Linked DNA regions of Mus musculus: regions 2 and 3 are each linked to region 1. The links are chromatin loops, found by intact Hi-C in ENCODE. Cell type or tissue: left cerebral cortex. All regions are shown on one strand.

The links. A loop is a pair of places that touch in the nucleus more often than their neighbours do. Peaks named below come from ENCODE experiments on the same cell type or tissue, not always from the same donor. Only the 100,000 strongest peaks of a DNase experiment are listed, where the experiment ranks them.
Region 2: it touches region 1 in a loop (3-fold over the local background); 3 of 42 quality-filtered maps call a loop at or near these places.
Region 3: it touches region 1 in a loop (4-fold over the local background); 3 of 42 quality-filtered maps call a loop at or near these places.

The regions. Positions count from the first base shown.
Region 1 is chr17:9,231,796-9,236,795 of GRCm38, forward strand. No RefSeq gene overlaps it. Among named protein-coding and RNA genes, the nearest start is that of 6530411M01Rik, 66 kb to the left of the region's middle. In left cerebral cortex, no CTCF peak of the experiment used is centred here; DNase peaks (open chromatin) are centred at 2,290 and 3,576; H3K27ac peaks cover 978 bases.
Region 2 is chr17:9,289,991-9,294,990 of GRCm38, forward strand. No RefSeq gene overlaps it. Among named protein-coding and RNA genes, the nearest start is that of 6530411M01Rik, 120 kb to the left of the region's middle. In left cerebral cortex, no CTCF peak of the experiment used is centred here; DNase peaks (open chromatin) are centred at 2,149 and 2,548; H3K27ac peaks cover 322 bases.
Region 3 is chr17:9,298,073-9,303,072 of GRCm38, forward strand. No RefSeq gene overlaps it. Among named protein-coding and RNA genes, the nearest start is that of 6530411M01Rik, 130 kb to the left of the region's middle. In left cerebral cortex, no CTCF peak of the experiment used is centred here; DNase peaks (open chromatin) are centred at 3,123, 3,261, 4,235 and 4,422.

The DNA of each region.
Region 1 (5,000 bases):
AGAGGTATATTTAAATAGAGGATCAAAGAATTAAAATGTAGATTGTCAGATGGGATTCAAAGCCCTTAAACAAATATTCTAAGAATTCCTACCATGGAAAGGCCTGGGAGTTAGAGAAGGAAATGAGACTGTGTCTCAGAAGGCTGGTGGAGCCTGACAATGTCTGCCGAAGGAAGGCAACTCAGGAGGGCCTCAAGAGGACATTTACTGACAGATGGGATAGGATGCAGCATCCTACAGGAAAGCAGGGTACTTGTGGGCTTGGAAACACCTAATTCTATGGATTGAAAGCATATTCTAAACATTAATTAATATGAGGGAAATTAAAAAAATATCAAATGGGATTCTCTAGCACACACTTAGTATTCAATAGAATGGAGAAATTTAAAAATCTGACAAGGAAAATATAAATAATAAGTATGATCTCGTTGGCATATAAGAAACATCATATTGAACTGACCATGTATTGGACATGAAACCTGCGTTATATCCAAGTGTGAGGCTCACCAGTCCTTATCTGAATGTAATAAAATAAACCTGGATAAAAGAGCAGGTAAACAGAAAATCTCTAGATGTTAGTAGATTGGGTGTATTTTAAGGAACTTGTGAAGTAATAAATAAAAGGAAGTGGGAAAGAGAAGCTATTTTAGATAGAATATGATTAAACATGACATTAGTTTTGTGGGCCATAGATGCAGTGGTAAGCACACCGTGTATGGACAGGTGTGTACCCCAGTGTACAGTTTTCTTGACAAAACCATGTTGCATTGAAGACAGGAAAGAGGGGAAAGGAAGGTTCAGGTCATCAAGGGAGCATTGGTGATTTTTCCTCCCCAGCAGCAGCACTACTCCTTCCTCCGCTCTGAATGGTAGCCCTCGGGACACATCTTCCAGAACAGGTCTAGCTTTGCCTCTCTGTACCCTTTCTTTGAATTCAAGGTGTCTTCAGATGAGTTCTTGTGAACCACCATAAGAACCAAGACAAATAGCAATAGCCTGTGTTGTTTTGGGAGGCCCTGGGGCCACCCTAGCCCAAACCTCTGACTCTTCCTAGTTGCCAATATGACTATATCTGGAATAAAGTACAATCTAGAAATGGAGGGCACACCTGTGACCCAGGTATTGAGGCAGGAGGACACAAGCTTCTGACCTGCATCTAGGCTGTAAGACACAGGATTTTGATCCAGTTCTTGATGCTGGAAGACACACACCTTTAATCCAGATCATGGGGTACACCTTTAATCTGAGCCATACCTTCTGCTGGAGGTCTACATAAGGATAATGGAAGGAGGAAGGGTTCGTTCTTCTTTGCCTGCTTGCACTTTTTCAGCACATTAAGTGGAGTTTGCTTCTTCAGGGCTCCAGCTAATGCAGAAGACTAGCTGAAATACCCAGACCATGGGACTGAGAAACTACTAGATTCTTAGACTTTCCATTCACATCTGACATATATATATATATGGAGAGAGAAAGAGAGAGAGACAGAGAGAGAGGGAGTCAGAGAGGAGAGAGACAGAGAGACAGAGAGAGAGACACAGAGAGAGAGAGAGAGACAGAGAGAGACACACAGAGAGAAAGAGAGAGAGAGAGAGAGAGAGAGAGAGAGAGAACCCTGACCGATACAGGGAGGTATGCTGTGCCAGGCACTTGGATCTTTATTTAATATTCCTAATGTTTTTTGAAAAACCAGCAAACGTTTCCAGACCTATTTCAGCATAGAGTTAACATTAATACACATTTTTAAATTAAGACCAAGAGCATGACTAGCTAACCATCATATGTTGCCTAGTTAATACAAGCACAGGATGCACTATCTAAGTTAGAGATGAAAAGTATCAGAGACTTGGATTAACTACAGTTGTTAAGCTTAGAAACTAGGATTGAATTTTATGTGTATATTTGAATAGTTAATAAGCAAATAAATAGTGTACAAAACATTTGGTCAGTGGAGACATTTTTAAAATTCTGAAAAACTCAAGAAAGACTTAGTAAGAGCAAGTGGCAAGAGACTCAAATTCAACATATTAATTCCAAAATTGAATACAATTTGATTTTACTATTCTATTTATGTGTGGAAATATTGAAGAGATGCCTGATCTATTATCATCTGCAATGTCTCATTTAAGAAGGTACCAGCCACCTGCCATGTTCTTTTTTTTTTTAATTCCTTGGCTCATATTTCAAAGTTATGTGGAAGGATGTAGGGCCAAGAATAACCAAGATACTTCTGGAAGTGTAATATGCAAGAGACTGGATTGATCCAGTGTTGCCCTGGGGAATTCAGTAGCACAATTTAGAGGTGGCACTGAGTGTTGCCCTGGGGAATTCAGTAGCACAATTTAGAGGTGGCACTGAAGTAATGATAAGTAAACCTGAAGTGGTAGCAAGGGAAAATATCAGAGAGAGAGCCACCCACCCATCACTAAATTTCCTGCCTACTGTTTTATTTTTTGTCTCTTGCTCATGGCTTCACTTTTAAAATACTTCCAATGGTCTACAAAAATGCATGGATAATATAACCATATTTCTGTAGAAGTTAAAAAAGATGTTCCTTTTAAGTAAGTGAGAATTTAAAAGAAAGTAATTTATAAAAAAATGCTTTTTAATGCATAAAGAAATGAGGGCACATATATTCAAACAAACAGCAAACTCTATTATAATAAATTATGATTAGTTATGTGCTTGCCACCAATTATATTTATAAGTGAACGAACTTTAATTGCAGTCCACATGCTTTTTCAGGACTGACAGTTTGAAGCTGATGAATAAGGATGGTTGTGCCTATTAACGACACAAACTTATTAAAGTTACAAATGCCAACTGATTCAGGGTCTGTGGTTGCTAAGCCGGGTTTGACATGTACCATGAGGGGTGTGGCTGCTGGTATAATTTTCTGAAGTTATGAATGGCTTTTGGTAAACGAATCAAGCAGAGTGAATGCTTCCTAAAACCTTTGCTAATTATATTTCTGGCTAAGCCCACTATGTGAAATTCACCTAAAATGTTTTTAGACCAATGACCATTTGAGAACACTGGCTAATTTGTGCCGTGCTTCAAATGGCCACCTTGGTCTCATAGCTTTCTGCTTACTGGTAAAGCACAGAAACAATCCCTTGTGTGTCCTACCACCCTCAAAGAACATTCTCTGAGATTCTTTCCCTAAACTTTAAAAGATAATCCCTTCTAGAGGGTTCAGGCGTGTACCTGCAAGACAAACACATTGGAAGCCTGAGTGGTGGGGCTGTCATTTAGCTGTGACTTTTATTATAATAGATGGTTTGACATTTAACCTAAGCCTTGATGTGGCATAGATTCTTGGCCCCCTCCCATTTCTTGGGTTCCATTCAGCTAAGGAATCAGAGTGGTCCAGGTGGTCTTATAGTCGTCACTTGGCTCTGTCCCGTAGCCCCATGGGTAGCAGTGGCTTCTGTTTTGCCTGTGTTTCTGGGAGCAGCCTGCCCGCCTCTCAGATATGCTCCCAGCAAGAGCCTCTGTGATATATTAAGGATCCTTGTTCACCAACTGAAAGCAACCATCTGTTACGAATGCTGACACATTTGTTCTGATAGAAGCTTTGGGAAGAAATATAACAGCTATGGCGTGGGAGTGAGGACCCAGAAGCTAGCAGAGCAGGGACCCCAGGAAGACACCAAGGACATCTGCAGGAACCCAGCAAGAGCAGAACACTGATAAATGTTGCTGGAAGTCTCAGCTGAAACACTAAGCACGAGCACCTGCCTGACTTGGGTCCTGGGCCATCCAGGGCTCACATGGACATGCTTTGGCAGGCATGGCTCTCCCTCTTGAAGTAAACAGTTCTGATAGGAAGGGGGACGCTGGCTTGGGATTAGTCAGCTTAGTGTGAGACTGCTTAGTGTCAAACTTTGTGTTTTATCTCCAGAGGTGCATAAGCCAGGTGCTATGGAACATGCTTAGATCCATGAGACTCCATCTTAAGAACACAGAAGAAAGCCAAATTATGTCACTGGAAACTTGCCATCTTTTAGGGCATAAGATGGAACTTATTTTCCCCAAAGCTTGATATGGCTGATGGGAAGTTACTGATCAGGGAAGTCAGGACAGCTTTTGTGGCAATGAACCCTCAATCCGGCACAGAAAAGGGTATGGTGGGCAGAAACAGCTGTCTCCCATACCCACCCAAAAATCTCTGCCCCTTGAATCTATTGTATTGAAAAAGGCAGTGGAGGCTGCAAATAGAACTGGCATCTTAATAGACTCATCCTGGACAAGAAGATGCCCTCTCTGTATGGACCGTTGTAACGGCGAAGGTCCTTATGTGGAAAGGGTTGAGAGAGAACCTCAGTTTTCCACTGACGGTGCTTGAAGGTGGAAAGAGGCCCCAAACACACCATGCTAAAGCCTCTCAAAGCTGGACAAGGCAAGGGAGAGTTGATGCCCAAGTCTCCTGAGGGGTAAGTGGTCCTGTAGAGACCCCAATTTTATATCTGTTTCCTCCAACTGATGGTAATGCCCTCTTGCTTCAAGCCAATGAGATGTGGGATGCCCCTGACAGCCCTAGCTTTCTTCGTGATACACAGCAGTAAGTTATGTAGCTGAGGAGTAGTGATGGATCAGGAGAGACTGTAGGAGTCTGTCTTCATCACATGGTGAATTCTATCTGTGTCTGTGGTCGTAACAACTGGGGCATGTAAGTCCTAGGCTCTGCTAAGAATATGTTGTGAACGGTGTCTAGGTAAGGTGACTTTTGCCTAAGGTCTGATAATTTTTATGTCAGACCCCAAATTTTGTATAGGTCAAAGGAATGGCATTATTGAGAGGGGGGAGTTTTGAAGAATAATGATTTACAGGCACACAGGATTAATTACATGGGAAAACAAGCAAACTTGGAGTCAGATGCATCTTAGGAAAAAAATCATGACCAAGCCACATGACCAACATCTCCCTTCCCCCCCCCCCCCCACACACACACATACACACTAGTAAGTGAGGCTTATGGAATCTATGCATTCATGGAGCAA
Region 2 (5,000 bases), 58 kb after region 1:
GAAATCGGAAAGAATCTTTGTTTGCAATTGACAAAGCATAGATCTCAGCCTGGTGCTAGAGAGGTTGTATCAGGCTCTGGGGCACAGGCAGGATGATGGCTGAAATAGTCTGGAAGCTCGAAAGTGCTTATTAGAGGACCTGGAACCTGTACTTTGAAAGCCTGGCTGTTTTCATGTTTCCTGTATTTTCTTTGCCATTTCTCCTTTCTTGTCTCTCTCTCTGAGTGTGTTAAGGAGCGCTTAGAAAATTCTAACCTGTCTCAGCTAACAAAGCAAACTGTTAATGAAGGAAGGACCTGTCTAGATAGGAGCTTTTTGTTTTAGGCAATGTAGTTTTGGTATTTTATTCTTGGAAAATAATTTGAGTTTTCCACACTACAAATTATTACATCCTTTGCAAGCAAGGAAAACTAGCCAAAAAAAAAAAAAGTCAAACATAACAGGTATAACTTCCCATTCCAAGAGATTCTTTGTTAACATAGTAACATTCTTTAAAGGCCTTGTATAGCTGGCTGTACAGGTTTGTGAAGTAGACAAACTGTTAGTCTAGACTTGGTTTGCTTCCACATTTTGGAAACCATTTTATCCTACATATTTATTAACATTCATTTGCATGGATGTAGAGGACTGAAGTTTAATAAGATTGCTGTACATTTTGCTAACCCATCCTCATCCTTACTGTTTGGTTTCAAACCCAGGACAATGGACTGGGATGCATATTTTGCATATCAGAGCAGACATGGCTTCCGGGTTCTCCCAGCATCACTCAGTCCCTACCTGGCATACCCTGCTCCCCAGCCCTGAAATGTCCAACCTAGAGGCTGGGCTGCCCTTCCCCCAGAGGCTCTTCCCTATATAATCCAGCCATTTTAGTTTTTCCCTATCTGCCCTCTCGCTGCACAAGGGCTGGGGCTCACTCTTTGTCTCTTCCCCCACCCCCTCCCCTCTCTCTCCCTTCCCACAGTGACTTCCCTGGCCTCTTTCCTTAGGGCCAGTGAACTCACCAGCCCAGAGCAGTTTCCCAAGAAACCTGCATTTAATATACTCGAATCTGGCTTGAATTGGCTCATTTCATCGGTGGAGAAATAACTTATCACTCACTTCTAGCTTTGCATGGGCTGATGTGTGGACATGGATTCATTTACACACACAACTCTTCCATATCATGCACTTATTACAACTTTCCCCTGAGCATCCTGAGAGTCTCATTATTGCGATGTCTAAGGAAACATCTCTTTTCAACTTATTTTTGTCACTATATTTTGAATATTCCCATTTCTCTGTCTACAGTGGCACACAGAGATGTCTCATTATCTGCCTTGTTTAGGCAGTGATTAACACATCATTAACATAGGAAGAGTTGGGAAAATTGCTAAAGACTGTTGAAAAGTGTAGTAACTGTTAATAGTCACCAACTGTTCATAAGGCACTTAGCTTAATTTGTTAGGAACCATAGTGTTTGGAGCATCACCAATTTGGATGACATTTTGCCAGCAGTAATGGCCCTTTTGCTCTTAGGCTTGTGACTGGTGTCCACCCGGGGTCAGGAAGGATTTTTCCCCATGCTAAGGCTTTATGGTTGGGGGCATCATAGGGGTCTTTTGCTTTCTTCCATAACATCTGGCACCAGCTACTGCTATGCACAGATCTCCTAACTCAATGGGCCATTCCTTTTCCTGCAGAAAGCTTTGTCAATTTTAAAAGAGCACTCAGGGGTGTCTATAATTGAGGCCATGTGTTATCAATTAGAGAGGAGAGAGAAATTAGTTTTTTCTTAGCTCATTCCCAGCTCCCATGAGGAGACTTTTGTCCTAAAATAAACGTAGCACGATCTGAGGCTGTCAGGTCAAGGGCCTCCGCTGACCTTTGGTGACCTTGCCAGATTCCCATGAAGTTACCCTTGTGTCCCCGGAATGGGTAGGCCAAAGATTTCCTGCACCTAAGTGTCACCCAGACACACAGCACCTACCTCTTCCAGAGGCACAGCAAGCAGCTGCTGCTTTGTATAATTTTAGGAGTGCTAAGCAGTTTCCTCTGGCCCTAAATAATTCCTCCTTCCTAACTTTAGCAGCTCATTTCCAATGTGAAATTACTTTCCAATTTCAAGAATCCTTTGCTGCCGTGTCCAGAGAGTAACATCTTGGGAAAACTCACTTTTGGTCTGATGAGGACTATTTATACTGAATAAGCCCAGTCCTGGAGATTTCTAGTGCATAGCACCTGGGTGCGTGTTGAAGGGTAAAAGGGAATTAAAAGGATGCATGGGATCTCACTGCATGGGGGCAGGGAAGATGGAGCGGGAAACCAATGAAGGGCACGGTACCCTTCTGCTGTAAGAATTGGCAGCCGAGTAGAGAACTTAGGGCTCAGTAGGCTCTGGGATCCACAATCAGTTTCTTCTACAGAGCAGCATGGCCCATTGCCCACTGTGTTTCTGTGAAAATCTGCTCCTGATACCACCCCTCTCCTCTTACCGTCTCCCAGAAGCACTGTCAGTCCTTCCATATGCCCTGTGGCTCCATCTCCATTGTCCCACTTTACACTGGCCCAGATGGACTCGCCCCCACTTTTCAGTTCCAGCATTCTGCTGTTTTTAGAGAACGGAACTCTGTTTTCCTAAATGCACGTAATAGTACCCAACACACAGTGTGAGCACGGTAAAACACTTCTGGAAAGGAGGCCTTTATAAATGTGCTGTTTTGCTATTTAAAATATTGTTTTGATGCACTGCTAGTGTTTCAATAGTTAACTTAGGTATGTAGACAGTATATGACATGTTGACTGATAAGAAATCAGAAGCCCCTGGGCACACCACAGTAATCCCTGGACTGTGTAGATGGCTGTGTGAAGACCTCATGAACTAACATAATGGTTTACATTGAATGAGCCTGTCTGATCTTGCTCTTCTAGAGGACTGTGCCACAAGGGACTGGGCCTGTTACAAATACCCACAGAATACCTGGTTGGAACAGTATGTTTCTAACTGTGAAGTTACAACATTGAATGGCACAAGCACAGCCTTCCTGAAGCTTCTATTCCAATAGGAAGAAAACGTAGGAAATTAAATATATTCTGCCAGATAGCACTGAAGAATATGAAGAGGCCTAAGCAAAGAGAGTCCTGGGATAGGACATTCCATCAGGGTTCAGCTCTTCAGTGGAGCTTTGGAAGTAATTTCATCCTACAGGTTGCATAGAATGGAAGATGCCACAGACTGTGGCTTCAGAAGGCAGTGCATTCTTCACATACCAACAAGGTGAGCATACTCAAACTAGTGCACCCACCTTCCTCTTCAGAAAAAGGCACTCCATGGAAAGGAACCCCTGACACTCTGTAATGCCTGCCTCTTGTGGAGTGAAGGCTTAGCATCATCGGTTACTACCTATAACATTATGGTTGTAATAGAATCTCAGACTTTAAAGAGCAACAAGAAGGCAGGAGTAACAGATGCAGGGAGCGACAAGATACACTGACTTGGAAAGGATAGGCCCAAGAGAGCATGCTGCTTCAGGGAAGGGAGGTCATGGTAGAGGAGTTACATTTACCTTTTCTGGAGAGACAGGAACAAATACTGATTTGCTCCAGATTGGGTGCAAATCAATGACTAACCAACATAAGAAACCCAGCCCTGTTGGTTAGAATAGAAATGCCATCCATAGGCTCAGACATTTGAAACTCTGTCCCTAGTTGGTGGTGCTCTTCAGAAGGTTTAGAAGGTGTGGCTTTACTGGTGGAAGTCCGACTCTGAGGGTGGGCTTTAATAATATGTAGCTTTGTCCCACTTCCTGTTGACCTCTGTTGTGGGTTGTGATGTGATCTCTCAGCTTCCTGCTCCTGCTGCCGCGCCTTCTTGCTGCTGTGGCTTCCTGCCATGATGAACTCTTATCACCCTAAAACCCCTAGGTTCTTATGCTGGTTGGTTTTGCCATCTTGACACAAACTCAGACATGGGAAAAATGGAATCTTAATGGAGAAAATGCTACCATATAGTCAGCCATAGTCAACTCTGTGGACTGTTTGATTTCTGATAGATGTTGATAACGCCCAGCTCACTGGCGATAGTGCCACCCCAGGTCAAGTAGTCCTAGATTATATTAGAACATAGACTGAGCAAGCCACTGGGAGCAAACCAGTAAGCAGTGTTCACTTTGGCCTCGGCTTTGGTTCCTGCTTTCAGGTTCCTGCTTTCGTCCCTGCCCTGGCTGCTTTAGATGATGAACCATCATGTGGAAGTGTAAGGTCAATAAACTCTTCCCTCCTCAAGTTGCTTTTTGTCATGGGCTACAGGTCTAGCCTGGTGAACCATTGAGTATAATTGGGATTACTCAGAGGACCACTGGCTGATAAAGGGTTATCTAGACATAGGAAAGGGGCAGCCTGCAGGTTGTTACTCCACTGTAGAAAAGCCTTCTTTCCTTCAACAATAATTAGGCACTTGACATATCCTCACAGAGTGACAGGGTCTTGTGAACTACCTCATGAGCTACTCCAGAGAACCTTAGGTAGTACCTTCTGCATCTTGAGAGCCACAAGGGAGTGCTAAGGGCTCAGCTTTGTACTATCTCCTATAAATGATAACAGATGAGTAGTGGTGGCATGCTATGCCTATAAGACAGCTCTCACATCAAGGTTAAGGCCATTTGCCTTACAGCAGTGAGGAATAAAGAGAGAAAAGCCAGACAGTCCTGAGATGCCAACATGTCCTTCAAGGATGTCCTCCCAGTGACCTTGACATCTTCCACTAGACTCCACCCTTTAATGTCCTACCATTTCCTAATAGTGTCACAGGCTGGGGACCAAGGCTTAAACATATGGGCTTTGGGGACATTTAATGTCCGAATTATACCAGATCTCTTATCTTTAGTTATCATTTTTAAAATTTATTTGAGGAATTCAACATGTGCACAATGTATTTTGCTCAAGTCCACACCATTCCCTCCATTTTTATTCATCTGCTCATATTCTCTCCCAACTTCCTGTGTTTTTGTTTTTCCTCACTA
Region 3 (5,000 bases), 66 kb after region 1:
TCAAATTCCAAAGGAAGCCATGAGAGCAGGATGAGAATGAAATCCAAGCAAAACAAAATGTACAGGACAAAGATAGTTCTCAAAACTCAGCAGGGAGCACATAGTTGAAAGTTGTACCTGGGGTGAAAAATTAACTCTACGAGCCCAAAAGGGACATTGAATTGGTAAAAATGTGATGCCAATTATATTCCACAGAGGACACTTGGGAAACTGCTCAAAATACAACTGAAAATGAGAAGGTGGCAGAACAGTGTAATTTATTACACAAGGGCAATAAAGAAGAATGAGGGGATAATATGACATGTAGAATACAAATGGCAGGGTTGGTGATCACATGACCCTGTGGGTGTGTCATGTAATGGTCACATGACCCGGTGGGTGTGTCACTTCATGATCACATGACCCTGTGGGTGTGTCACTTCATACACTAGGCAGGGGTTGTCAGAATGGATTTTAAAAACTCCTTTGGATATTTGCTGTCTACCCAATGCTTTAATGACAGAAAAAGGTCAAAAGACATCATTGAAAAGATGTATCTCAAAATCAAACCCAAGAGGAACCAGAGTGGTAGTGGTGGTGTAGTGGTGGTGTAATAGCCTTGGTGTGTATACTCTGGGTTTGGAGAGATTTATAAAGACACAGCCACTCCAGTAGTTTTAAACAGAATGGTTTCATTGGCCTAAAACTCCACTTCATTCTGTGTAGCCATTCCTACATTTGACATGCCCCGAGAAAACTGGATCCTTGTCACTGCCCGGATAGTTTTGTCTTCCAGAATGCCACATCATTAGAACCACTGCACGAACCTGTTAGGAAATAACTACTACAAGGTGTTTTAAAAGGTACAATTTGTCATGAAATATAATTTAAATGTAATGGCTAGTGAGAGATTAATAAAGAACTGGGATATATCACAGGAAGCAGCACAGTCAATAACCCTTGATTTTTGGGGGGAGATTGCTAGCTATGAGGTTTGAAAGACATTTCCATGCCCAGTAAGGGGGGAACTGCAGGTGGAGTAGAGACCCATGCTCTCAGTTCTGAGAGCCCTGCTGATTTCCTGTGGGAGGGAGATTGAGCTCTAACCTGTTAGTGCAAGATTGTGTGTGTGTGCATGATGGGGTGGGCGTGGGCTGTGCTCCCATGAATGTGCATGCAGAGGCCAGAGGAGAACATTGGTGTCCTCTCTCTTGCTCTCTGCTTTATTGCCTTGAGGCAGGGTCTGTCACCAAAGCAGAAGCTCACTGTTTTGGCTAGGCTGTGCGGCCAGAGGCCTCACAATGTTTATCATCCATCTCTCCCCCCCCCCACCCCCCATGCAATGCTGGGTTAGAGGCCTATGTGGCCATACCCAGCATTTTACCTGATGCCGGGAATTTGTTCTCAGGTCCTCATGCTTGTGCAGCAAGGGCTCTCGCTCACTAAGCCATCCGCCAGCCCCAGAGGTGGCCCGTGTAAAAAGTTAGAGCGTGCAATGAATTCTTTGAAGCAAAGATAGAAAAAGAAAACTTTAAATGAAATATTATTGTTACTATCATTGTGTGTTTTAATACATGGAGTCAGGGGACCCACTGTCCCCAAGGGGTTCAGCAATGACTATGCCTCTGGCCACAGTTATGCATTATCTCTAAGGCCATTTTTATTTTAAAGACACGTAGGAAATTCCTAAGTTCACACTGCCCTCAACCTATACACAGTATTTGTAATCTCTGGGCTCTACATGAACAAATCTTTTCATCTTGAAGACTCGTGTTCTCTACCCGCACTAGACTTCTTTCAATCTGGTACTTTATTCCCATGACTTTTTGTGGCTGCTAGTCACAATGGAAACTATTTAACCACATCAATAACCATGCAGAATGTCAGTCTTACAAGGAGATCCCAGACCATTACCCTCCTGTTGTCTAGATTCCTCTTAGTAGTCTTGTTTCTCCACATCTCCCTCAGCTCCTCTGTGTAAAGACTAGAGCTCATAGTTTGGAAGGATCGAGGTTTTCTGAAAGTTGTTGGTTATGTCCTAAGACATCCAGGAAATACAATTTGTGTTTTCCGACAGTGTATGTTCTCAACAGAAACATTCCTGATGGGCCATTACTAGAACTGTCTGAACACATTCTTGTTTATTTGTTCATACACTATATGTTAAATGTCTACAATCCACAGTGTTGTGTGCTTCGGTCAAACTATAAAGGCAACGGAGTCTAAAATATAGTTCATGTCACCAATGATAATTAGTTGAAAAGACAGACCACAGTCATAGCAGGGATTTGTTCATATATTCAATTCTAATATTTGAGCTACTACCCATAAAAAAGAACTTTAGCCATTGAAGTGTCTCATGTTGGTCTTATAGCTAAGTAAGAGTCTTTAACTTCTAATTGGATGTAATGAACATGACTTGTAGAATTGTACAACTGCCAAATATCAGAGTAGGGACCGCAATTCCATGTGACTAGGGCAGTGGTTTGAGTAACTAGAGGCCATGTGTATGTGCAGAGGCCAGGATGGGGCTGAGTTTGGTTGGAGTAGCCAAGCAGCTACATCCCCGTGTGTCAGGGAGCAATGAAGCCTTGTAACATAGGCTTGTCCTGAATCCGAATGTGGGGGTTGGGGAGGGATAGGCGATGAGGAATACCAGAAAACTGAGCTGTCAGTTATTCCTGAGTGTGATGATTGGTATTTGCCATCTGATGATCCCCTCCTCCTCAGAGGCTCTCCTAAACAAGGCAGAGGTCTGGGTTGATTGTGTAGTGGGTACACAGTTGGCTTACAGAATGTGATATGTGCATGAGGAAGTGGGAATGGGCAATCATGGATGGATCTCTCCAAATGTTGTCAGCCATCATCATTTCTAATCAGTGAAAGGCTTCTTTCACTGGAGTCTTTGGCCAAGAGTGGCTGGGCTCAGGGTGATTTACATATACCATGATACATATTTTATAAAACTGTAAGTAATTTTAATCCCAAATGTTGGACGGCTGTGATTTCCCACAAAGCTATAGAAATTTGGCTCAGCTCTCTGCAGGCACTGAGCTTCGAGGACACAGCTGGGCTTTCATGTTGGCCGGGTGCATTTTGCTCCCATAATTTGGAAAAACATTAGCAGCCCACTCTCAAACATTGGCCTGTTTTCTTGTCTCACACAATGGGAGCCTTCACATCTCTTCCAAAAGGCTTCTTCACAATCCCACACCCCCTTTTTTTTTTTTTTTTTTTTTGGAGGCTTCCTACAGAAAGTCACTCAGAGCCAAGGAGGCTTCCAGTGTGTCTGGGTTCCTGCTGAGAAGCAGCCATTGAAGGAAAACAGGACAGCAGCCCACTCTGTGTGTGAGATTTCAACGTTAACAACTGGCTCATCTCATTCGGAGGGAGGACAGTACAGTCAGGCTAGACTCAGGGTGGAAACACTGGCTGCTGCTTCTGTACCAGCCTGAGTGGCCCCTAGGCTCTACCTGCACATTTCGAACCTGAGATTATGAGTCATAGAGAAATATGCTTCTCGTGTTTATACTTTAAAAATCTGGCGAGTTGAAATGAAATATCACAGTTAAAACTCCAGGAGCTTTAAAATTGCTCAGAGGAGTGCATTTAAATGAACTTGGCAATGAAACATGAACTATTTAGTTCCCTGCTGCAGCAGAGCAAGCTCTCCTTTTATTGTTCAGATGTGTGTGTGGGGTCACCCTGTGAGAAGTCACTCCTGTGAATAGCTAGGCCCCTCAGATTTGCTGTTTGCTTTAATATTTTCTGATAATTATGTAATTAGTTCATCATGCTCCACGTTTCTCCACTAGCTACCCAGTATGTTTACCATGGGGACCTTCTGAAGTTCTGTGCGTAGAATTATTAAGAGAGGGACCATTTGCTGCCTCTCCCACAGAGTCTTTCGGAACTCAGGGGCACTTTTTTTTTCTCAACCACAGATGATGGTACCCTGAGGCCATTGCTGATTTCCCTCCCCTTCCCCCCTCCTCCTCCCCTCCCCCTCCCCCTCCCCCTTCCCCTTCCTCTTCCCTTCCTTTCTCCTTCCCTTCCCCTCCCCTTCTTTTGTCTCTCCTCTCTACCCCCCTCCATTATAGCACTGAACTCTCTACAATTTAATTTCAATTTAATTTTTGATCAGTCCTCATAATCTTGACTCCGATGTAGCACTTTCACATAACTTCATTCCCACTGCTATCTCAGGAGTGAGGAGGAGGTAGACACCCTTCCTCCGACTGACAGAAGGATGCTAAGACACATGCAGCAAACAACATAAAATGCAATTATAGGTTGAAGGTGACCCTAGCTAAGACATCTAGCAGTGGGGGAACCTGAACTGGCCATCTCTTCTTACTGGGTTGCTTAGTCCAGCCTTAATAGAAGAGGACATAACTAGTCTTACTGCAACTTGTTACACCCTCATGGTTGGTTCATATCCCTAGGGATCATACTCATCTCTGAAGGGAAACTGGAAGAGGAGTGGATGAGGAGGCGGAGAGAGGAACTTGGAAGAAAAAAAAATAAAAAGAAAAAAAAAGTGCAATTATAAAAAAATCTGTCAAGGAATTTGTGGAGACACTCCCAGTAGCATCTTAGAATTCCCCCTGATTTCAGGAAGGCAGATGAGAGAAACACTGAGTGGAAGGAGCAAGCCTGAAAAGGGGATTAGATTAATTAATTGAAACAAGAATTTGGCAGCAATCAAAACTATTCTAAAATCATGACATGTGCCCTGCAAAAAGCAAGTTGACCATGACTTAAGGTATTCAATTTATTATCATTTACTTGGTTCATTTTGGGGAAAATGAGGGCATTAGCTATATTATTACCCAAAATTGCCTACAAATTGCATTCTAGCACTTAACCCATGCTTCTGAACTTTATTCCTTGCCCACTTTTTAAAATTACTGACTCAGACTCCATCCTCTCTGGTATTATAGTAGCTGTGTAAGAATGATGAAAATGATTTGAAATTGTCACTACTAATGGCAGGACGACTTTTGTGGATAGCCTAGTGA